2 separate regions of the Homo sapiens genome follow, and region 1 is linked to region 2. A link is a contact called in ENCODE Hi-C or POLR2A ChIA-PET data. All regions are on one chromosome and are shown on one strand. Each heading gives the region's core, a stretch centred on a gene start or an enhancer-like site at or near the end of the contact. The rest is flanking DNA. Distances are from core to core; before and after follow the strand shown.

Region 1 (2,700 bases), core at 3-2,502, 400 kb after region 2:
GCGTTTGCTGTTGCTTCTACTGGATCCGCTCAAATGTCACACCCTGAGAGTGTCACACACTCTCTTAACGTCCGAAGAGCAGTTGTCACTCTCTGAAACCATCTATTTGTTTATTTACAGAATAATTACCTTTATCTCACCCTGCCCTCACTTGCTCCCTCCACTTCTAGCAAGTAAGCAGGGAGCCTGGCTATCTTGCTGCCATCACTGTGTTCTCCAGCACCTGGCTTGGTGCCTGGCACAGAGGTGTTGCTCTGTATTTTCGGATGAATGAATGCATAGGAACTAGAGAAGCCTAGATGGATCCGGCTCTGCCTTACTCGCGGAGTTTGGGCAAGCCTGTTTCCTGCTGCGTGAAGTAGGGGGTGGAGGAAGCGGGGTGTTAAGCTACAAGGTGTTGATTAGCTGTAAGATTTCAGCCTTGTTTTCTCCGTAGTCTTCGGGCTGGAGCCAGCCACTTGACGTCCGGCGCCTCAGCTCCCCACCTGTATAATGGGTGTGAACTCATCCCGAGGTCTAGGGGTGGTAGCGCTGCCTTATAAGGCGGCAGAGGCCGAGGGAAGGCGAGGCCGAGTGGGTGGAGAGAAATCACAACATCCGGCTGCGGGGGCTGGGCGGGGCGCCTGCGGCGACCGGGCAAGAGGTCGGGGAACGGCTGCGAGGCCGCAGCCTCCTCCCTGTCTCTCCCTCTTTCGATGTGCGCCCTCCTGATTGGGGCCGACCCAAGGGAATACGGCCACACAAGTGGACCAAACAAACTCGCTGCCAGCCCGCAGGAGGCCCAGGATACGGAGCGCGTCCCCGACAAAACCCTAGAAAAGCCGTCTGCGAGCCAAAGGCCGCCGGGCCACACCTTCAGGCGACGACCCAATCAAAATGCAGTACTTGAGATGACGGACGTCTTCTTCACCCAATCACATATTCGGCCTCCTGGGCGTGCCCCAGAGTACCCACCTCCATTGTCCCGGCTGAGGGCTCGGCCCTAATTGGCAGTTTGGTATCCTACGAAAGCCTAGAAATTCGAACCTAGGGGCTGAACCCCGCCCTCAGACCAACCAGGAAGAGGTGACGTGATTGGTCCCGCCCCCGTACTTCTTTGAGCGAGTCCCCAGCTGGGGGGGCGGGGGAAAAAATGAAGAGGAAGACTAATGGGAAGACGGCGCGGGGAGCTTCTGCCCGGTGATTGGTCAAATGAGGTAAACAGAGGGCGGGGCAGGGCGGGCCAGCGCCGGGGTGGCCCCCGGGAGGGGGCGGAGAGTGCGCGGCTGGCTGCGGCGGCCGGGGAGGCCGGGGAGGCCGCGGCGCGGTCACTGCGAGCCGAGCCGAGCCGCGCCGAGCCGCGCCGATCGCCATCCGGCCTCGGCACTCGCGCGCGATCCCGGCCGGCGGCGCGGCCCGGCGGGCCAGGCGGCGCCACAGCCCATGGAGCTCGAGAACATCGTAGCGAACACGGTGCTACTCAAGGCCCGGGAAGGTGAGGCGGCCGGGTGGGCGGCCGGGCCCGGGTGCGTGGAGCGCGAGTGCGCTGCGTCTGAGCTCCGCAGGGCTACCCAGCCGTCGGATCCCCTAGGCCCGCGGGCCCTGCGCCTTACACCCCGCCCAGACACGAGCCTTTCCGGCCCGTCGTCTTCCTCCTCCGCACCTGCCCCCGGGATTCGGGGCCCAGGAAGGGGCGGGGGTCAGGCCGCCGCCCTCGCGGCGGGTGGGGGTGAAGGAGTGAAAGAAGGTGAGACGAAGAGGGAAGGGTGGGACCGGAGCCCCAGGAGAGCCTGTCTGAGAGGCAAGCCTCCTCCAGGGGAGAGGTGTAAAGATGCCCCACGTGCCAGGGGCCCAGACCCCAGCACCCTAGCCTAATCCCGCGCAAAGTTGGCGATAGGTAAAGCTGGAGAATGAATAAACGGACCCTCTGCGTAGCACAGCCCACCTGACTTGGGGAAACTCCTGGCCACAAATGCTACTTATAGGACTGCCACTTGCTCCGTGCCTCAGGACACTGAGGGCAGAGGTGAATGGATATTTGCCCTCAGGGAGCCCATGGTCTAGTGGGGCTAGCGGACACAGAAAGAAGTGGGAGCAGAGCATGCTGCTCTGTCAGTATTGTAAGCTCAGAGGTCTGGCTGGGGAAACCAGTCTGGTGGACCGAGTGTGTGTGTAGCTCCTCGTGGCTCCCACCCCAGATGTTATCAGGCACTTGCTCTGTGCAGGTCCTGGGAGACACAGAAGGACCAGATCGGGTCCTCACTGCCTTGTGGTCAGTCTGCCCCCACCTGCCACACTCCACCTCAGTAACATGATCACTGACCACCCACTCTGCCCCACCTTTTCCAGGGTGCTGGGGAAGCAGCAGTAAACAAGACCCATCTTTTTGGAACTCCAGGGCAAGGAGGGAGATTGTGACAGTTTTTCCACCCTTTGCTGGGCTTCCAGGCTTAAAAAGTCATCTGCTTCACCTTTCTACCATATTTTACATGTGGGAAGCTGAGGCTCAAACCAGGGATTAGCATCAGTCACACAGCAAGATTGTGATTGACTCGGGCCTAAGACACAGGATGACCGGCACAGTCTATAGGAAGCCCAGAGGAACTTTCAGCTGGGTGCTACACCTGGCACCCCGTGCCCACCAAGTGCTCTGGCGAGGTGCAGCCCAGAAATGGCATGGCAGGCTGGGTCCTCATTGCCTGGGGAGCCTGTCTTATCCCC
Region 2 (2,700 bases), core at 137-2,636:
AGACAAAAATCCCTGCCTTCCTGGGGCTTGCCTTCTAGTCGGGAGACAGACAATAAGCAAGATAAAAGGTAAAATATAAAAGAAATAAAGCAGGAAAGAAGGACATGAAGTGTGTGTGGAAAAGTAACATTTTAGATGGGATAGCCAGACAAGGTATTTTAGATAGAGTAGCCAGAGAAGGAAGTGGGAGACTGAGCCATGAAGATATATGAGAGAAATTCACCCCAGGAGGCCTGGATAACTGGGACAGGAATTAAGGAGTTGGGGACTGAGTAACACATCAGGATCAGGGAGGTTAAGGGAAGTCAGATTGTACAGGGCCTTGTTGGTCGAAGTAAGGACTTTGGCTTTTTTTTTTTTTAGTCGGAGTTTCGCTCTTGTTGCCCAGGCTGGGGTGCAATGGCGCCAGCTCGGCTCACAGCAACCTCTGCCTCCCGGGTTCAAGCCATTCTCCTGGCTCAGCCTCCGAGTAGATGGGATTACAGGCATGTGCCACCACACCCGTCTAATTTTGTATTTTTAGTAGAGACGGGGTTTCTCCATGTTGGTCAGGCTGGTCTCGAACTCCGGACCTCAGGTGATCCGCCCCCCCTTAGCCTCCCAAAGTGCTGGGATTACAGGCGTGAGCCACCGCGCCTGGCCGGACTTTGGCTTTTACTAAGAGTGAGATGGGAAGCTGTTGGAGGATTTGAGAACCTAAGCGTCATGATCTGACTTGTCATAAGAGGATTCCTGGAACTGCTGTGCTGGGAATGCCAGTGAGGTTGCTACTACAATAACCTAGGCAAGAGATGGTGGCTCCCAAAGACACGGGAAGGAGCAGCTCTGGGGTTGGAAGATAAAATTTGGGGTCTGACAGCTACATTGGAGAAGCCTATTAGCCATTCGAGTGAACTGTGGAAGAGGCAACTGGATGTATACAGGTCCGGAGTCTCGGGGAAGATCAGAGCTGGGAGCTGGCACTTGGAACTCAACAAATAGTATGTATTATTAGCAGTAATATGGAACCTTAGCTGTACTACTACTTACTAGTAGCGAGCTCTTGAGTTAACCATTTTTAGGTTCTGGGCCTCAGTTTCCCTGTGAATGAAATGGCGAAAACACTCCCACATAACGGGACCTTGAGAACGAAATGAAAAGTATCAAGGGCTGACCGTGAGCAAGGTGAGAGCCATGAGCCAAAACCACACGAGCCTCTCCGGGAGGGGGGGGTCACTGCTGCGGAATCAGCGACAGGTTTCCGAATCCACGGCACACGCTCTGAGGTACCAGAGGTAGCAAAGCAAAATAAGCGCGGGGTCCCGCACGGCAGCGCGGGTGCAGCGCCCAAACCTCGCGAGATTTGTTGGCTGGGCCAAGTACCACCCACCAAATCTCGCGATACCTAGGCGCCTGAGAGGCTCTCTACCGGTGAGGGTTTGCGGGGAAGATGGAGTATCCCGCGCCGGCCACGGTGCAGGCCGCGGACGGCGGAGCGGCCGGGCCTTACAGCAGCTCGGAGTTGCTGGAGGGCCAGGAGCCGGACGGGGTGCGCTTTGACCGCGAGAGGGCGCGCCGCCTGTGGGAAGCCGTGTCCGGTGCCCAGCCGGTGGGTAGAGAGGAAGGTGAGTCGGGGGCTTTGGAGGCAGAAAGCCCCTCGCCCGCTGCGCGGCTCGCGGGGAACTGCGGAAGCGCCGACGGTCACACCCCCTGGCCCGCCTCCTTGCGTGCTGCGCCCCGGGACCCCCAGACTTGTGCTCCCCATCCGGGCGCGGGCACCCCAAGAATCGGGCCCCCAGCGCGCTGAGGGTGAAGGGCCGCTCACGCTCAGGCCCTGGGTTTTCCTCCTCCTCCTTCATCATTCACTACAGCGCAGTTTTTCCCACATTCGAGGACTGTCATCCCTATACTCGTCCTGTCGGAGACCTACAGTCTTTGCCATCCCGGTAAGCCAAGCCGAGTGCCCCTCACCACTCCTTGACTCCCCATCGTCCCAATCTCCAGATTTCCTCCTAGGGCCTCTCGCCTCCCTTCTCTCAAGCCCCACACTTCCGAGGGCTCTGGAAGGCCTTCTCCTTACCCCCTGGGTTCCTCCTGGTCTTGATGACTGAGCCCTGGCTTACCCGTTTTTAGCTCTCTGGCCTCTACTTGCTGGGTCCCTTATTCTAAGGTGGGGACAAGGAGCCTGAGAAACTGGTCTGGGTTTGCTTTGGCTCCAGCTTCTTTGTGTCCTACACTTGACCCAAAGTTGCTGAGAACAGTGTATGCAAAGCCACGTTAGGGGTCACTCCTGGGCCGAAGCGCCCCAGCTTGCTCTGCACTTGACCTGAGACTGGGTAAGATGGGATGAAAGAAAGAGAAGGATGGAAAAGAGCTGTCCTGACCTGCTTGTGTGACTCCCTTCACTGTCCTTTACAGAGCCAGCTGCTTGATGCTAACCCAGATGTACAAGAACTCTATCTGGGCTTCTCTGCTAACCTTGTCAGGTATCTGGAGGGAAATCAGATTTCTCCAGTGATTTGTTTGCTTGCTGAGCAGACTTGTCTTCGAAAGTTTAATATGCTATTTGTGAACTGACTGCCCTGGATAAAATTGGATAAAATTGAAATTTTGACCATATCTAAGGAAGGTACACAGACCTATACCCTGGTATATACTTCTCCAATTTAAAAACAAGTCTAGCCTGTCTCCTAAGTTTATATATATATATAATGTATATTA

The links. Hi-C counts contacts between places; a loop is a spot of excess contacts on that map. ChIA-PET counts read pairs that join two places held with the same protein, here RNA polymerase II (POLR2A). Pooled maps may share reads with other maps.
Region 1: a loop to region 2 is called in a pooled map, with 8 times the contacts of the local background. The contact joins the promoter of GRK6 here to the promoter of ZNF346 in region 2. A Hi-C loop is called at or near these places in 8 of 50 pooled maps. POLR2A ChIA-PET finds 5 or more read pairs at or near these places in 2 of 52 experiments (A673 and WTC11).

Annotation. Positions count from the first base shown.
Region 1 is chr5:177,425,424-177,428,123 of GRCh38, forward strand. GRK6 (G protein-coupled receptor kinase 6) reads left to right here and starts at 1,253. Exons shown (of 16, transcript NM_001004106.3): 1 at 1,253-1,474. The coding sequence starts at 1,423. RefSeq lists enhancers at 337-506, 927-1,466 and a silencer at 1,177-1,826.
Region 2 is chr5:177,021,310-177,024,009 of GRCh38, forward strand. It overlaps ZNF346 (zinc finger protein 346), which reads left to right and starts at 1,387. Exons shown (of 7, transcript NM_012279.4): 1 at 1,387-1,604. The coding sequence starts at 1,430. It also overlaps a transcript of UIMC1 not described here. RefSeq lists enhancers at 1,091-1,628, 1,152-1,201, 1,629-2,165 and a silencer at 1,602-1,751.